Regions from separate parts of the Homo sapiens genome. Here region 2 is linked to region 1. The links are chromatin loops, found by intact Hi-C in ENCODE. Cell type or tissue: prostate gland. All regions are shown on one strand. Each heading gives the region's core, and the rest is flanking DNA. Links, peaks and the distances in the headings are about the cores only.

Evidence for each region. A loop is a pair of places that touch in the nucleus more often than their neighbours do. Peaks named below come from ENCODE experiments on the same cell type or tissue, not always from the same donor. Only the 100,000 strongest peaks of a DNase experiment are listed, where the experiment ranks them.
Region 2: it touches region 1 in a loop (6-fold over the local background); 2 of 110 quality-filtered maps call a loop at or near these places.

What each region holds. Positions count from the first base shown.
Region 1 is chr7:99,759,757-99,768,042 of GRCh38, forward strand. It overlaps CYP3A4 (cytochrome P450 family 3 subfamily A member 4), which reads right to left. Exons shown (of 13, transcript NM_017460.6): 8 at 7,375-7,502; 9 at 6,621-6,687; 10 at 4,099-4,259; 11 at 2,285-2,511; 12 at 1,063-1,225. It overlaps CYP3A4-AS1 (CYP3A4 antisense RNA 1), which reads left to right and starts at 4,176. Exons shown (of 1, transcript NR_198962.1): 1 at 4,176-7,140. RefSeq lists an enhancer at 3,875-4,155. In prostate gland, for the core only: no CTCF peak of the experiment used is centred there; a DNase peak (open chromatin) is centred at 3,395.
Region 2 is chr7:99,677,202-99,685,487 of GRCh38, forward strand. CYP3A5 (cytochrome P450 family 3 subfamily A member 5) reads right to left here and starts at 2,795. Exons shown (of 13, transcript NM_000777.5): 1 at 2,625-2,795. The coding sequence starts at 2,695. CYP3A7-CYP3A51P (CYP3A7-CYP3A51P readthrough) reads right to left here. Exons shown (of 15, transcript NM_001256497.3): 15 at 7,476-8,034. The coding sequence ends at 8,025. It also overlaps a transcript of ZSCAN25 not described here and the pseudogene CYP3A51P. RefSeq lists promoters at 2,715-2,880, 2,748-3,486. In prostate gland, for the core only: no CTCF peak of the experiment used is centred there; DNase peaks (open chromatin) are centred at 2,020 and 2,790; H3K4me3 peaks cover 2,826 bases; H3K27ac peaks cover 2,733 bases.

The sequences.
Region 1 (8,286 bases), core at 1,042-6,041:
TAGGAGGAGAAGACACTTTGGAGGGGCTTGGGGATTGAACTAGGACTTGAAAGATAAGAACAAAATGAGGAGAAAGGGAACAACATTTTTTTTTTTTTGAGACAGAGTCTCGCTGTCACCCAGGCTGGAGTGCAGTGGCCCAATCTCGGCTCACTGCAGGCTCCGCTCCCTGGGGTTCATGCCATTCTCCTGCCTCAGCCTCCAGAGTAGCTGGGACTACAGGTGCCTGCCACCTCTCCAGGGTAATTTTTTGTATTTTTAGTAGAGACGGGGTTTCACCGTGTTAGCCAGGATGGTCTCGATCTCCTGACCTCATGATCCGCCTGCTTCGGCCTCCCAAAGTGCTGGGATTACAGGCATGAGCCACCATGCCTGGCTGGGAACAACATTAATAGAGTTATAATTGGGTTGAAAAGGAGCCCAGCTGGATGGAGCTAGGCACCTGGAAGGTGAGGTCAGTCAGGATGGCCTTGGACTGTGGTAGTCCTTTATATCCACCAGAAATGCCTTAAATTAGTCATTCTCAACCTTGGCTTCACATGAGAAGCAATGGGGAAGCTTTTAAAGCCACACTCTGGGCAAATTAGTTTAGAATTTCTGTGATATCCCAGACATCATGAATTTTTAAAGCTCCCTGGTGATTCCAATGTACAGCTAGTGGTTGGGAGCCACTCTCATGAGAAAGCTTCTCCAAGTTCTGGTTGGGAAGAGCAGCATTCAAAAGTCACAACAAGGTAATCATTACACTTCATGACTGTGCAAAATACTTCCCCATCTTTCCAATCGACTTGAAACTGAATGTAAACTTTGCTCAAGTTCAAGGAGACTGCAGATAATTATGCCATGCTAATCTACATGGGCTTTACATGATGTTTTTGATGCTACAGCTTTTGAACTCCAGAACTGAAGCACCCTTAAAGATCACAGATGGGCCTAATTGATTCTTTGGCCCAGAGAACAAATTAGTAAAAGATTAAACAAGCATATTCTTTTTAAAAAATACAGACCACTCAGTTAAAAGAATTATTAATACAACATTATTTTTATAGAAAATTGACTAACCTGTGTTTCTTTACAAGGTTTGAAGGAGAAGTTCTGAAGGACTCTGATTAGAGCAAGTTTCATGTTCATGAGAGCAAACCTCATGCCAATGCAGTTTCTGGGTCCACTTCCAAAGGGTGTGTATATGTAAGGATCTATGTTGTCCTTGTTCTTCTTGCTGAATCTGGTTCCACGTTGGTAGATTTTTAAAAAGTTAATGACATAATACCCCTAAGAGTTACATGTTAGGGTTTCTTACTTAGGGGCCACCCCTCAACTAGTAGTACACAGGATACTTTTGTGGGCTGGTCATTGAAATCCTGCTATGCTTATTTTGCTATGAGAATTGTAAGCTACAGATCCTTTCTACTCTCCTGACACTATAGGAGCTTTCAGTCTTGTTGAGATGAGATAAATAGTGTTGCAAAGAATACTTATTTCTAAACACTGAAATTATATTCAGGGTGGTGATGTGTCCACACTATAAAAGGCACATAAGTGATGGGACTGACTGATGGAAAAGTAGGTTCCTGCCTCAAGTCACACTTACATTGGTCATGAGGAAGGAGAAGGGGAAATTGTCTTGTACTATTTCAAAATTGTTATTTTGCACTTTCCTTCTCATCTCCTCTCTTGTTTTTCTAATTCTCCTCCTTCTCCTCCTTACCTTGTCTTCTCCCTCCTTCTCCTCCTTCTTCTTCTCTCCATCTCTCCCTCTTTCTCCCCCACACCTCCATAGAATAGTTGAAGTCAGATAATTTACACAGGCATATGATGCTACTGTACCGATGTAATGCAGTATCATCACTGCTTTCTTTGTCTATCTGTTCCAGTAAGCTATAAAATTCTTTGAAGATTAGATGCATGTTTTTTATTAAAATGTTATTCCTAAATATTTGATTATATTTATGAAAAAAATATTCATTTGGGGGACATAATAATAGCATTGTGATCATGTGTTTTTAAAAGAGTCCTTACATTTTGGACACTGATGACCCATAAGGACATAACTGATGACCTTCATCGTAAGTTGTTGGAATTGTGGATGACTGTAGTTTTCTTTTTTCTAGTCTATGGTTTGTAAAGTGTGACAATAATCAATTTGATGATTAAAAAAATCTCTAAATATAAAAATACAAGCAAATAATTATACAACCACATGACTGTCCTGTAGATTAAGAGAGGCAGAATATGCTTGAACCAGGCTGGTTCAGGGAGGGCTCCCTTCCCAGGGGCCTTGTACCTTTCAGGGAGGAACTTCTCAGGCTCTGTCCAGTACTTTGGGTCACGGTGAAGAGCATAGCTTGGAATCATCACCACCACCCCTTTGGGAATGAACATCCCATTGATCTCAACATCTTTTTTGCAGACCCTCTCAAGTCTCATAGCAATTGGGAATAATCTGAGCGTTTCATTCACCACCATGTCAAGATACTCCATCTGTAGCACAGTATCATAGGTGGGTGGTGCCTGGAAAGAACGAAACAGATTTGGATAAATTGAGATTTTGAATTAACTTTTAACTCAGTCCATGCAGTACTAATGAAGTATTAGGAGCTCCAGAGACTAACTCATACTGGTAAAGGATCGAAGCATTTATAAAGTGTTTTAATAACTGTCATGCCCATTGCTGTGCTCAGTGGCCCACTGAGATGTGTGGAGGAGTTATGAAGGTGGGAAGCATTCGGGAAGGCTCTCACCCCAGGGACTGAAATCCTTAGCATAACCGTGTATATATGTCTATATATATATACACACACACATACACACACACATATATATGTGTATATATATGTGTATACACACACTAAAAGGAGGACTTTTGTTATATACAGAAAATGTGGAGAGAAACACTATATTATATAAAATCTCCATAAATAATTTGAGGATAAACTAGTCCCTTTCTATCCCAAAAATGACAAAGAAGGTTCTGGTTGGATGTAACCAGAGAACACGATTTCAGTGCTAGTGGAAGTTATAAAGAGGATAGAACCCCACACAGCCCTGTCCTCACTTGCTGAAACAGTCTCCTAGTTGTTGCTTCAGGGCTGGACTGTAATCTCTGAAGAACATCCCTTTGTGTTCACCTCACTGCCACAGCCGGGCCAGCCCCAAAGCCGTGTCTCTTCATACCACAAAGAATCCCAATTTTGGCAGAGGTCTGAAAACAGTGTGGGTGATATGCACCTAGTATTTGGTGTTATATTTGGAAGGCAATATGATAGTGTTTTAAGACTTTAGCTCAGGAGCCAGATATCCTGGTTCCTAGCTTGGCTTCTTCACCAGTTACTGCCTGACTGGAACATGAGATAGGTGTGGGGAGAGCTGAGTCAGCCTGCACAGCACACCCAGGGCCAGGCTCCGTCAGACTACAGCCAGACCAGAGCAAGTCCTGCCAATATCAGCAGAGCTCACTATCCAACTATGATGTGTGGAGGAGTTATGAAGTGGGGAGACATTCGAGACGGCTCTCACCCCAGGGACTGAAATCCTTAGCATAACCGTGTACTGGTTTTTCTTTCTCATTGAAACAAATGTGACTAATAGGCTATGACCACTAGCATCAAATAACATATGAGAAAGTGATTGTTACCTTTCAAAAAAAAAAGTCACATGTCTGTAACCAAGAAAATAAAAAGAGATAAAAAGAGCAAATTCCTGTGTCCATATGTGGATACAGCTAAGGGGACATCACACACCACTATGGTGCCTGCTGCAAACATGTAATTCACAACCAAAACCAATGTGAAATGAGTGTGAGCAACAAATGCTTATTGTTAGATGCCACTGAGGTTTTTGGAGGTTTTTTACTTAGCATTATTGTAGTAATAGAAAGCAGATGAACCAGAGCCAGCACGTTTTACAAAGATCTTACGCTTCTGCCAGTAGCAACCATTTGCTATGTTTCTTTCTTTTTCTTTTCAGAGCCTTCCTACATAGAGTCAGTGAAAGAATCAGTGATTATGCTTTTTATAAAAATTCTCCTGGGAAGTGGTGAGGAGGCATTTTTGCTAAGGTTTCACCTCCTCCCTCCTTCTCCATGTACCATCCACTCACCTTATTGGGTAAAACTGCATCAATTTCCTCCTGCAGTTTCTGCTGGACATCAGGGTGAGTGGCCAGTTCATACATAATGAAGGAGAGAACACTGCTCGTGGTTTCATAGCCAGCAAAAATAAAGATAATTGATTGGGCCACGAGCTCCAGATCGGACAGAGCTGAAAGGAGAGGAAAGACATTTTAGGTAAATCAGATCAATGTAGGGCATCACAGTTTAGATGAAGAGAAATCTAAGTGAAGCCCTCAAATCCCTAAGGGAAAAGAATAGAAAAGCAATTCAGAGGTACACTGGGGGTGGTTTCATTCTGATGTGTATCTTACAGAACCAGAATAAGGCAAATCATTTTAATCCAGTTTTCCCCAAGGTCTTCGAGAATGTGGGCCATCCACTCCTCCTCATGCCACCCCCGCCACCTGCACAGCTGTGTAATTTCCAGAGAGAGCATTTCCGCATAACATACTCAGTGTTATGGGTGTGTTCCTTGAATGATCCTAAAAGTACTTTATTGTAAGTTAATATGAGGTAGTACTCTCCCCCAAGAAAAATGTAATTTATTTTAGCTACAATATATCTTGACAAACTTTGAGAGAATTTGCAACACTAATGGTTAAATGTAGGGAAAATCAAAGGACGTTTCCCGAAGATATGTTTGAGGGAACTTAAGGGACCAATATTGGTCTACAGACCACTTCTTGGTATTCAAAGTGTGGTCCATGGGTCAGAAGCATCTGAGAGCTCATTAGAAATGCAAAATCTCAAACCCCACCCTTGAACTACTGATTCAAAATCTGAACTTTCACAAGATGCAGTGATTTGTGTGCATAGCCTAGCTTGAGAAGCACGGATTATATCTTTGAGAGGCATCAGGTGATAGATCTAGGCTACAGTTCTCAGAATTGACTATCTCAGGATGTACAAGAATGAGAGATGGACAAAAAGCTAGATGAGTGGTAATTGATTGTAGTCTGATGGATGGCATTAAAATAGCATAAGCTCCTATGATTACAAGTTGGGCCCCTCTTGATTTTTCTCCTGAGAGAAGCTCAGGATGGTCCATCACTGGTCTGTTTGATCAGGACTGGATTAGGACCTTTAGAGACCTGGAACATAGAAATAAATATAATGCCTGCTCCAACCATGTAATTCACAACCAAAACCAATATGAAAGGAGTGTGAGAAAGGTCGACAGAGCTGTGATTTACCAGTGAAGACTTCTGTGATGCAGTTATAAGTAAATTCAACTACCTAATCATAGTATTCAGTTATCATGAACCTGATGATACTGATGTGAAATTGAACTATAATCTCAAAGTTTAGAGCTCTGCTGTCCAATATGGTAGCCACTACCCACTAGTGGCTATTTAAAATCAAATTTTATTAAATTAAACTGAAATACCATTTAAAATTGATCTTCAATGGCACTAGCCACATATCCAGTGCTCAATAGCCATATGTGTCTAGTGATTTCTATATGAAACAGTAAAACAATAGACTATTTCCTTTATCACAGCAAGTTATATTGGGATAGATAGATGAATAGTTAGATGATAGATAGATAATATATAAGTAGATAGATGATAGATGGATAAATGATAGATGATAGATGGATAGATGATAGATAGATAGATGATAGATAGATAGATAGATACATAGCTAGATAGATACATAGATAGATACATAGACATACAGACAAAAGTGGATGTAGACATGGATATATTTAAAGCAGTATGCTGGAGTAAGCCCAGTCCTGCTCTCTAGAACCAATAGTTAAATATTCAGGAATTTTGTGAGATGGTTGCCAAGTCTTGGTGGCTTGTAATTGACCATGGTCATCATTTTGCCACTGTCATAGTAATAGTGACTTCAGTAAAAAACATACATGGGTTGTAAAACTCGTAGGTGAAACATTGAAGACAAAGAGGATATTTACACGGTCTCAGAGGTTTTCCCCACAAGTTACTAATCCATTCCAAAGTGGAAAATAACTTTGCAGTAGATTAACCTGGTGAACACACTTTCAACAAGTACTGCCAGTTAAAATCACCCCTTTTGGAACAGCGTGGCTCCTGATTGGATGTTAGATGTATTAGGTAGCTGCAAAAGTTATTGTGGTTTTTGCCATTACTTTTAATTGCATTTTTTTGCAATTAAAAGTAATGGAAAAACCCACAATTAATTTTGCAGCAACCTAATAAATTTCTAGGCAGAAATTTTTATTCAGTGGATCTGAAGGAGGCTGAGAATTGGCATTTGATCTGATGTAGGTGATCCACAGACCGCAGACTGACTTTCTAGCATGCCAGGTTTGCTTAGGGTTGCCCTTTACTCTTAGAACATGGCTATCTATGCCTGCATGCCTCTAGAAAGTGCCTCCAACTACCACTTATAACATTCAAACATGTGTCGTTCTGCTATGTGGCAGAAATTCTCATCATCCTGGAATACTTCCTGCACATTTTCAGAACAAGGCCTTCCCTCTGAGTGCCCCACAAGTAGCCCTCAGAAACACTCTGGTTACCTTTGTGGGACTCAGTTTCTTTTGAATTCTGAGAGTCAATCATCAGCTGAAGGAAATCCACTCGGTGCTAGAAGCAAAAAGAGAAATTTCACTGACAGAAAGTGGCTCCTGAAGTCAGAAGTAAATCACAAGCGTGGTCCTTGATCTCCCTTCTGAGAATATGGCTCCTTGAAGACCAGAAATCTGATGCATGTTGCCTGAATCACCAGTGAAAAACATACCCTTCTAAATCCTTGGAAAGCAGGATGTTTTCCTGAAACAAATCTGGCTATCATGTGAGATGGCTCAAATTTAACACACGCTACACTTCAGCAGGTGGCCTGATAGGGACTTTCATTTGAGAATGTGTAAAATAACAGGTTTGTACTTGAAATGAGTCTTTACCAATTTATGATCTGGGGAAAGCATAATATCAGTAAAATATATTTCCAAACAGTAATGTTTATCCTCTGACAATTTATTGAAGGGAAGTAAAGTGGTAAAGTTTTATCTCAATAAAATTTATGCCGTGGCATACTAATTGTTGTGTCTGATATCAAATTTCATGTGCTGTCTCTGACTCATTCTCATATCTCCTTCCCCAAACCCCACTTTCTGCATTTCTACCAAATGAATTCTCTTGCTCTAAACATGAGCAGTCTTCATGTTAAAAGCATTCTTTAAAAACATACAGGTAACTGCACTGATCATATGTATATTATCTAAAAAATTATGAAAAACTAAACATCCTCCTATAACTACCACCACATTTTACCTTTTGTGTATCTTCGAGGCGACTTTCTTTCATCCTTTTTACAGATTTTCTTAAAAAATTTGTAACTTCTCTTGGAAACACACAGATATTTAATACTTCAAGAATTGGGATGAGGAATGGAAAGACTGCTGTAGGAAAAACAAAACAAAAACAGAAAAAGAAATTCATTGTGAATGTGCAAAATTTACCTGGAGCAATTCTAGTTTTCTCTACCAACCAGAAGAGTAAAAGACATCAAGGTTCTCAACTGGAAGCCATTCCTTCTATGACTTTTGCCCCTCTTTCAGGCCAGTGGCTGAGCAAGGGCAGGTCTATGCATAAGGAGCACCGCTACAGCAGTGAGATCAGCAGCCCCTTGTGCATCTTTTGAAGGATAAAAGGAACAAAATTCAATGCCCTAATCTCTTTGCCTTTATCTATTGGACTACAGTCTCCTAGAATAACCCAAATCATAATCTGAAGCTCAAAATTAATCTTGCTGTTCAAGAAATAGTAGGTAGTCAAGATAGAAATAACACAGCATATCTCTGTCACCTATCATGGAATAAAGATAAAATCAATAAGGGAAAGAAAATTGAGAAACTCACACATATGTGGAAGTTAAATAATAAACATTTAAGTAACCAATGAGTCAAAGTAGAAACCAAAAGGGCAAATAGAAACTGTTTTGAGGTGAACAAAAACTAAGATGTGATAGACCACAATCTCATGGGATTTAGCAAAGGAAGTGCTCAGAGGGAAAGTTACAGCTGTAATGTCTAAATTTAGAGGAACAAAAAAATCACAAATCAGTAATCTATGTTCATGCCACAACATAGTAAACGAAGAAGGGCAAACTAAGCCTGAAGCCAGCAGAAGAAAGAAAATGATACAGACTAAAGTACAAATTCATGAACTAGAGAATAAAAAACC
Region 2 (8,286 bases), core at 3-5,002, 84 kb before region 1:
AGACCTTCCCCCTCCGGTGTGACTGAGGGATGGAAAACTGGAGGAAGAAGAGAGGCTGAAGGAAGAGGTTGCCAGACACTGATTCAGCTGTGAAGCTGCTAGCCCCACACAGTTGGCTCCAGAGAGGCAAACTACAAAAATGTGGCTGAAAAAGATGATGTGCATAAAAGAATCCACATGCCTCATATGTACTTTCAGCTAAAAGACACAGAGGGACCTTCCAAAGTCCAGGTACTTTCCTGTTGATAGCAAATGGTGCAGTATGGCATATAAGATAAGTAATGATAAAACGTCCCGGAGAGTTGTATTAAGACCTTGTTTACTCCTCTTTAGAGGTTAGCCTTCAAGGCAGTATAGGTTCCAAACATTTTGTAAACATCCAGTGACTTATAAAATGTGATAAAATAAAACTGAGAAATTACATGAAGGGCAGGGTTTGGAGGACTCAGCAGGGGCAGCATGAGCAGGCCCAGTCATACATTTGGTTCCCTGCCCCAGAACAGTTAGTGGAAGTGCGTGCACCACCTGCCAAAGCCAGGGTGGCCTTGGGTATTCCCACTTCAGTTCCCTCCTTTGTTGTCACAGCCATGTCAAATCAATGACACTAATCTCTGCTCCTGAACTTTAAACACATTACCTGACCTCTCAGGTGAGGACAAGCTATTGAGTTAATGTGTCAGCAGCATTGGCCCCCAAGGAAAGATCTTGGTGAGTGTCTAGATTCACATGGTACCATGTCAAGGCAGATGCTGTGCTGGGCGAACTCTTTAGTTTCTTTCCAGCTCCCCTCTGGTAGAGTAATGCAGCCTTTGGGTCCAGTGAAGAGACTAACAGAAAAGCCAGTCATCTATTGCATGTAATTGTGTTGGCCTAAGGAGGGCCTGGTCTACACTGCATTTTCTGACTCCTGGGCTGCACCAGCATTGTCTAAGGCTAAGGCATTGTCTGCCTGGCTGCCCGAGTCTGTAGTGACCGGCCCACAACATGGCAGACCACACACAGAGTGACACAGATGGTGCCCCTGTGTCCAGGCTTGAAGCAGATGAGATGCCAACCTGTTTGCCCTTTGAGTGACCTCCACGGTGGGGCCAGGACCCATGAATATCTCTTTGGAGTTCTACCCTGAGAGCTGAGGAATATTTTCTCACTTCATATGGATCCTACCTGGAAGCCTTTGCTATCGTCACTGGCTCACAGTCTTGCTTACTCCCCTGTCCTGAGAGTTTAAGACAATCTGCTAAGCAGGTATATTCGAAAAGGAGTTATTAAAATAAATGGCCGGACAGGTATATTTGAAAAGACGTGCAGTCTTGTCTTAGAGGTATACATTTGTGCATTAGACTCATATTCCTGACATTCAGGAAAGGTGACATTATTTTACACACACTTATTGTCACAAATACTGAACTAACAGCCCTGTTTTACCATCCAGAAGGAACATGCTGGAAATAGTCTATCTCCAAAAAATTCTGGTTTAAAAATGAATGAATTTAAACCATATCAATTCATTTAAAAATGTTAGACAATGGAAACCATGTTGCCACAACTCACTGAATTCCTAAGCTTTCTGTGAAAGAATTAAAATGAGGTTTATAGTGTCTATTTTCATGTCATTGTGGTTCCCTGCTCTTAATAAAAGTCAAATTGAGGTAGAAGTTAATGGGACAGGTGGAGCCTCCACTACCCACAGTGGAAAGTAACTCTTCTCTCCACCTGCTCTAGGATGCCAGGAATCCCACCAGTGAGAGGGTTTGCCCTCCTGTACTGTAACATAAAGGGGAAAAATATGTAAAATCCAAATTGGCTTTCATGGCTCCTGCCTTTTCAGGCTGCTAGTAGATTCCCATTAGGTGAGAAACAAAGCTCTATATTAATCCTAGCCTCCCAGAGACGGGAGGAAAAAGATTAAAGCAAAGAATAAATCCTCGAAACTTCCTCCAGGTCTCCTTTGCTCTAGAGGTTAATCATTGCAAGATAAACCATCCTGTGTATGACAGGGTGGAGGAGTGACTCATAGGAGGGAGGGGATTTTCAGGGGCATGGCACAGGAAAGAGGGAAGAGCCAGGGGACAGCTTCCCATGAAGTCTTGGTGTCCCCTGGTGCGTTATGTAAATGATATCCTGGGTTGGAAGGCGGGGGAGCAGGAACCAGGTCTACAGGGGCAATACAGCTACACATCCCTTCCAGCAGACACAGAACCCAGAAAGCGAATTAATGAGACAAAAATGCAAGCCACTCCTTCCTGTACCCAGAATCCCCAGAGCCTGGGAAGGGGATGAGGATCACACTGTCCATCATGATCAGCAGTTTGTAATCTGCCGCTGCCATGTTTTCATTGATTAGTCTTCGTCAGATCTAAGCTAATCAAATCATTCCCACTACCAAATGCTGTCCCTAAACCCTCCTAGTCACCAAAATTAGAAGGTGGATGGGAGAAATGCTTATTTATTCATTCATAGATCTGCATAAGATAATAATAACTTCTATGCGTTTGTAGCGTCCAACACTTCAGCTACTTCTCCTTGAACATCTCTTTTGATCTTCAAAACAGATAAGGGAAAAGGGGCCCGATTAGCACCCCAAGTCCAAGGAAACAAAGAGAGGAGTTTGGACAGTTACTCACAGATAGAGGAGCACCAGGCTGACAGCCAGGAGAAGCCAGGTTTCCACCGCCAAATTTGGGATGAGGTCCATCGCCACTTTCCTTCTTCAACTGTGTTCTGTGAGTCTTCCTTTTAGCTGAGTGCTGCTGTTTGCTGGGCTGTTTGCCTGGAGCTTCCCTGCCCTGCACAGCAGTCTTCAGCCAAGCTGCTGAAAGATTTATGTGCTGGAGAAGGAGGCAGGGCTATAGCTGCAGCCAATAGCAAAGAATCGCACACACCCCTTTGCTGACCTCTTTTGAGTTCATGTTCTATGAGGAATCATGAAAAGCTTAATCAGTGTTATCGGGGAGTCCAAGGGTTCTGGGTTCTTATCAGAAACTCAAGTGGAGCCATTGGCATGAAATCTATTAACCCTCCTCTCACCTGCCCCTCCATGGCTGCCTTCATTCTAGAATAATTGAAATCCATCCTCACAAGCCACACCTACACATCTTTACCCACGAAATTCCCTCTGCCTGGAGTGTACCTGTGCCCTCTAGATGACTCCTACGTATCCTTCCAAGCCCAGCCAGACAGACCCCTTCTGCTAAAATTTTTCCTTACCAACCTCCTCACACAAATGTAACCATTTCCTCCTCTGGGTGCCTCCTATCCCCCTCACACAGTCCTATTGTCCTCTTTTCTCTCTACCACCATTGTAAGTTTCTATGCCTGTTTCCCTTAGCAGAGGTGAGCTCCTCAAGGGCACAGTCTGGTATTATTTACTTTCATGACCCTGGTTCCTAGCAGGGTACTGTACACATGGTGGGTAACCAGGAATGTTGGTGGAGTTGTCTTGGGTGAGATTGCTGGGCGTCTCATCCCCTCTGACTCTGTGGTGATAGCAATAGACTAATGGTTGCTTGGGACTCAAATGCAGCCACACTGTGTCCCAACTAATAAAGTTGGTCTTGTTCTGCAAAGGAAAATAATAGAAATCATGTTCTGCCACTTAATTCCTCATAAGGTAACATAACATGAAGAGACTTACCTGTTGAGAGTTGTACTGAATCTGTCAAGGAAGATACTGTGTATCAGAAGAACACCCAACCAGTTTGTGCCTCTCATCTATTCATTCCTGTATTAAAGCATTCATGATGTATTTTAAAAGCTGTGCTCCCAGTACTTGGGTACAACACTGACTAAGGCCCAGACATTAGCTCAGTTGTTTTGATTTGTAGATCCCACAAGTATGTGAGAACTTGCAATATCTGTGTTTCTGTGCCTGGCTTATTTCACTTAACATGATGACCTCCAGTTCCATCCATATTATTACAGATAACAGGATCTCATGCTTTTTTCATGGCTGAATTGTGCTCCATTGTGTATAATTGGAGTACTTTCTTTATCCATTCATCTGTTGATGGACACTTAGGTTGCTTCCAAATCTTGGCATTTGTGAATAGTGGCTATTGTGAATATTGGAGTGATGTTATCTCTTCAATATATGATTTCCTTTCTTCCAGGTATATACCCAGCATGGGGATTTCTGGATATTGTGGTAGCTCTATTTAATGTTAATTTTAATGTTTTGAGGAACCTCCAAATTGTTCTCTATAGTGGTTGCACTAATTTACACCAACAGTGTACAAGGGTTCCCTTTTCTCCACATTCTCGCTGGCATTTGTTGTTGCCTGTCTTTTGGATAAAAACCATTTTAGCTGGGGTAAGATGATATCTCATTGTGGTTTTGATTTGCATTTCTCTAATGACCAGTGATGTTGAGCACCTTATCATATGCCTATGTGGCATTTGTATGTCTTCTTTTGAAAAATGTCTATTCAAATTTTGCCCATTTTTTGATTGGATTATTAGATTTTTCCTTACAGAGTTGTTTGAGCGCTTCATGTATTCTGGCTATTAATCTGTTGTCAGAGTGTGACTTTGAAAATATTTTCTCCCATTCTGTGGTTTGTGTCTTCACTTTGTTGATTGCTTTCTTTGTGGTACAGAAGCTTTTTAACTTGATCTGATCCATTTGTCCATTTTTGCTTTGGTTGCCTGTGCTTGTGGGGTAGTTCTTCAGAAAGTTTTGCCCAGACCAATATCCTGAAGAGTTTCCACAATGTTTTCTTGTAGCAGTTTCATCGTTTGAGGTCTCAGATTTCAGTTTTGTTTTTTGTTTTTTTGTTTTTTGTTTTTCTGACAGAGTCTCACTCTCTTGCCCAGGCTGGGGTGCATTGTCATGATCTCAGCTCACTGCCACCTCCGCCTCCTGGGTCCAAGTGATTCTGCCACCTCAGCCTTCTGTGTAGCTGGGACTACAGGCACGCACCAGCATGTCCAGCTAACTCTTGTATTTTTTGGTAGACATGTGGTTTCACCATGTTGGCCAGGCTGGTCTTGAACTCCTGACCTCAAGTGATACACCCGCCTCGGCCTCTCAAAATGCTGGGATTACAGGCATGAGCCACGGCACTCAGCCAGGTTTCAGTCTTTCGTCCACCTTGATTTGATTTTTGTGTCTGGTGAGATACAGGGTTCTAGTTTCATTATTCTGCATGTTAAAATCCAGCTTTCCCAGCACCAGAAGAGACTGTCTTTTCCCCCAGTGTATGTTCTTGACAACATTGTTGAAAATGAGTTCACCGTAGGTGTGTGGAATTGTTTCTGGGTTCTCTATTCTATTTCATTGGTCTGTGTCTGTTTTTATACAAGTACCATACTGTTTTGGTTATTATACCTCTGTAGTATAATTTGAAGTCAGGTAATATGATTCCTCCAGTTTTGTTCTTTTTGCTGAAGGTAGCTTTCGCTATTCTGGGTCTTTTGTGGTTCCATACAAATTTTAGGGTTTTTTTTTTTCTATTTCTTTGAAGAATGCCATTGGTATTTTGAGAGACTGCATTGAATCTGTGCATTGCTTTGGGTAGTATGGACATTTTTAACAATATTAATGCTTACAATATATAAACATGGAATATCCTTCTTTTTTGTGTCTTCTTCAATTTCCTTCATCAGTGTTTTACAATATTAATTGTAGACATCTTTCTCTTAAGTTAATTCCCAGGTATTTAGTTTTATTTGGGGTTATTGTAAATGGGATTACATTTTTTATTTTTGCCAGATTGTTCACTGTTGGCATGCAGAAATGCTACTGGTTTTTGTATGTTGATTTTGTATCCAGCAACATTACTGAATTTGTTTATCAGATCTAATAGTTCTTTAGTGGAGTCTTTAAGTGTTTCCATATATCATTTGGAAATCATTTGGAAATATCATTTGGAAATCATTTTCAAATATCATTTCCAAACATTACTTGGAAATCATTTGAACATCTTCTTGCTTCCTGGCACAAAATGTATCCTAGGCTTATCTTGAACATTCTTAATCCTGGCCCTGGAATCAGCCATTTCTCTAAAAAGCTCTGGTTCCTTTCAGTGGAAAATGGTATTAATAAGCCAAGATCTGGCCACTAAGTGTGCTCATTGCTATTGAAATGCCATTGTTACCTAGCCCTATCAGTGGAGAGAAGTAGGGAGTATATGTTTTTTTGTACACACACACAAACACATACATACATTTATGTCTATCTAATTATCTTGTCCTCTTGTTATCTTTTTATCACCTATCTAACCATTTATCTATCTAGAAGGGTATGAATATACATGGATACATCCATTTTAATCTAATTTCATAGGATTCCTGCTAGTTTTCTCCCTTTCTGAATCCATGACTCTTTTCTGCAAAAGTGACACACCTGGCTTCCAGTATACTTTATTTACTTATTTCATCAATCCCCTTTATGTAGTGAAACCTCACCCATCCCTTCCCACTCATGGATGCCCTCCTCACCTCATGCCCTAAATATGTTCTCCATGCCCTGTTTAGGCTCTGGCTGCTTTTTCAGGCCACCCCTCTGTGTCGACATTTTCTCTGCTTGCTTGGACTCCCACACACAGGCCGGGCTGTTTCTCCACGTGAACACCTACTTGATCCTCACCCTACTAGGTCTCTGACTTGGAACCATCATGACACTCTCTTTTCTACCTTAATGTGTGGCCACCATCTGGCTGCCACCCACCTAATGACTTTAGGATAAGTTACTCAGGAAGGGAAAGTAAAGAAAGAAGTGGGAACAGACAAGGAATGAGTGTGTTTAGCCTGTTGCCCAATCAATTGACCAATTGACTGTTTCTTATTAAGTGTTCATTGCAGTAAGACAGTTGGGAGTTGAGAATGGAATGCAAGAGGTGTAAGAAAACATGTTTCCCATCTCCCAGAAATATCAGGGGAGATGGTTTGAAAACATTAAATCAAAACTAATAATATAATAAGGGATTCAGTTGTATGTTATAAAATGTATGTGCTTCAAAAAGGCATAATTTTTTTTTTTTTTTTTTGAGATGGAATCTCACTCTGTCACCCAGGCTGGAGTGTAATGGTGCGTCTCGGCTCACTGCAACCTCTGCCTCCAGGTTCAAGTGATTCTCCTGCCTCAGCCTCCTGGGTAGCTGAGATTATAGGTGCATACCACCACACCTAGCTAATTTTTGTATTTTTAGTAGAGATGGGGTTTCACCATGTTGGTCAGGCTGGTCTCGAACTCCTGACCTCAGGTGATCCACCCACCTCGGCCTCCCAAAGTGCTGGGATTACAGGCATGAGCCACTGTGCTTGGTCAAAAAAGGCATAATTAAACTATGAATGTTCTTTCTAAGCAATGGGCAAAGTCACAGTGGATTAATTCTCACCTATGTTAATAATCACATTGGAGTTCTGACAAATGCCCCACACCAACAATGGTTACAATGATCACATATATTTACTTGTTGGTTCTCATTCATTCAGTTCTATAGATTTCTCCTTAATGTTCAGGAAAGTATCCGATGATACTTTTGTAAGAGGTTTTTATTGATTTGCTTAATATAAACTTATTATAGAATGCTCCAGATAAAACAGATGATATAAATGTCACTGTTAGAGCCATCAAAATAATTCTTATTTTCATTAATAATTTTGGATGAAATTATTGAGAAATTTTGATTCTTTTATCAGAGCTCAGGAGGAGTTAATGGTGCTAACTAGGGGTGGCTGAGATTGTCCTGTGAGAAACAAAGAAGCCAAATCTACTTCCCAAGCACTGATTTGGTCACTTCCTTTATATTCCCAAGTATAACACTCTACACAGACAGGGAGAGAGCTCAGTGCATGTACAGAATCCCTGGTTATTTATGCAGTACAGTGGATGAAGCCCATCTTCATTTCAGGGTACTATTCACAAAGTAATTTGAGGTCTCTGGTGTTCTAGGTCACAGCTTTTTTGAAGAGCAAAGCAGAAGTCCTTAGGGAAATTCAGGTTCCACTTACGGTCCCATCCCTTGACTCAACCTTTAGAACAATGGGTTTTTCTGGTTGAAGAAGTCCTCCTAAGCGTAATTTCAGCGGGATCTGCAACAGTTAAACAAGCATATTGAGAAGCATTAAATAAAGCAAAATTAGAAACTGTAGCATCAAAGTAAACAAAAAATGTATTGCTGACTATGCACATAGTTTGTGACCATTACAAACTATGTGGAAATTCAGGGAGGTAAAGCAAGACAAAGATGTTCCAAGGAAAATATGAGGAGGATTTCATATCAGTTTTGAAATAATTCTCCTTTGCTAAAAGATCAATAACAAGGGTGACACCACACCAAGGTT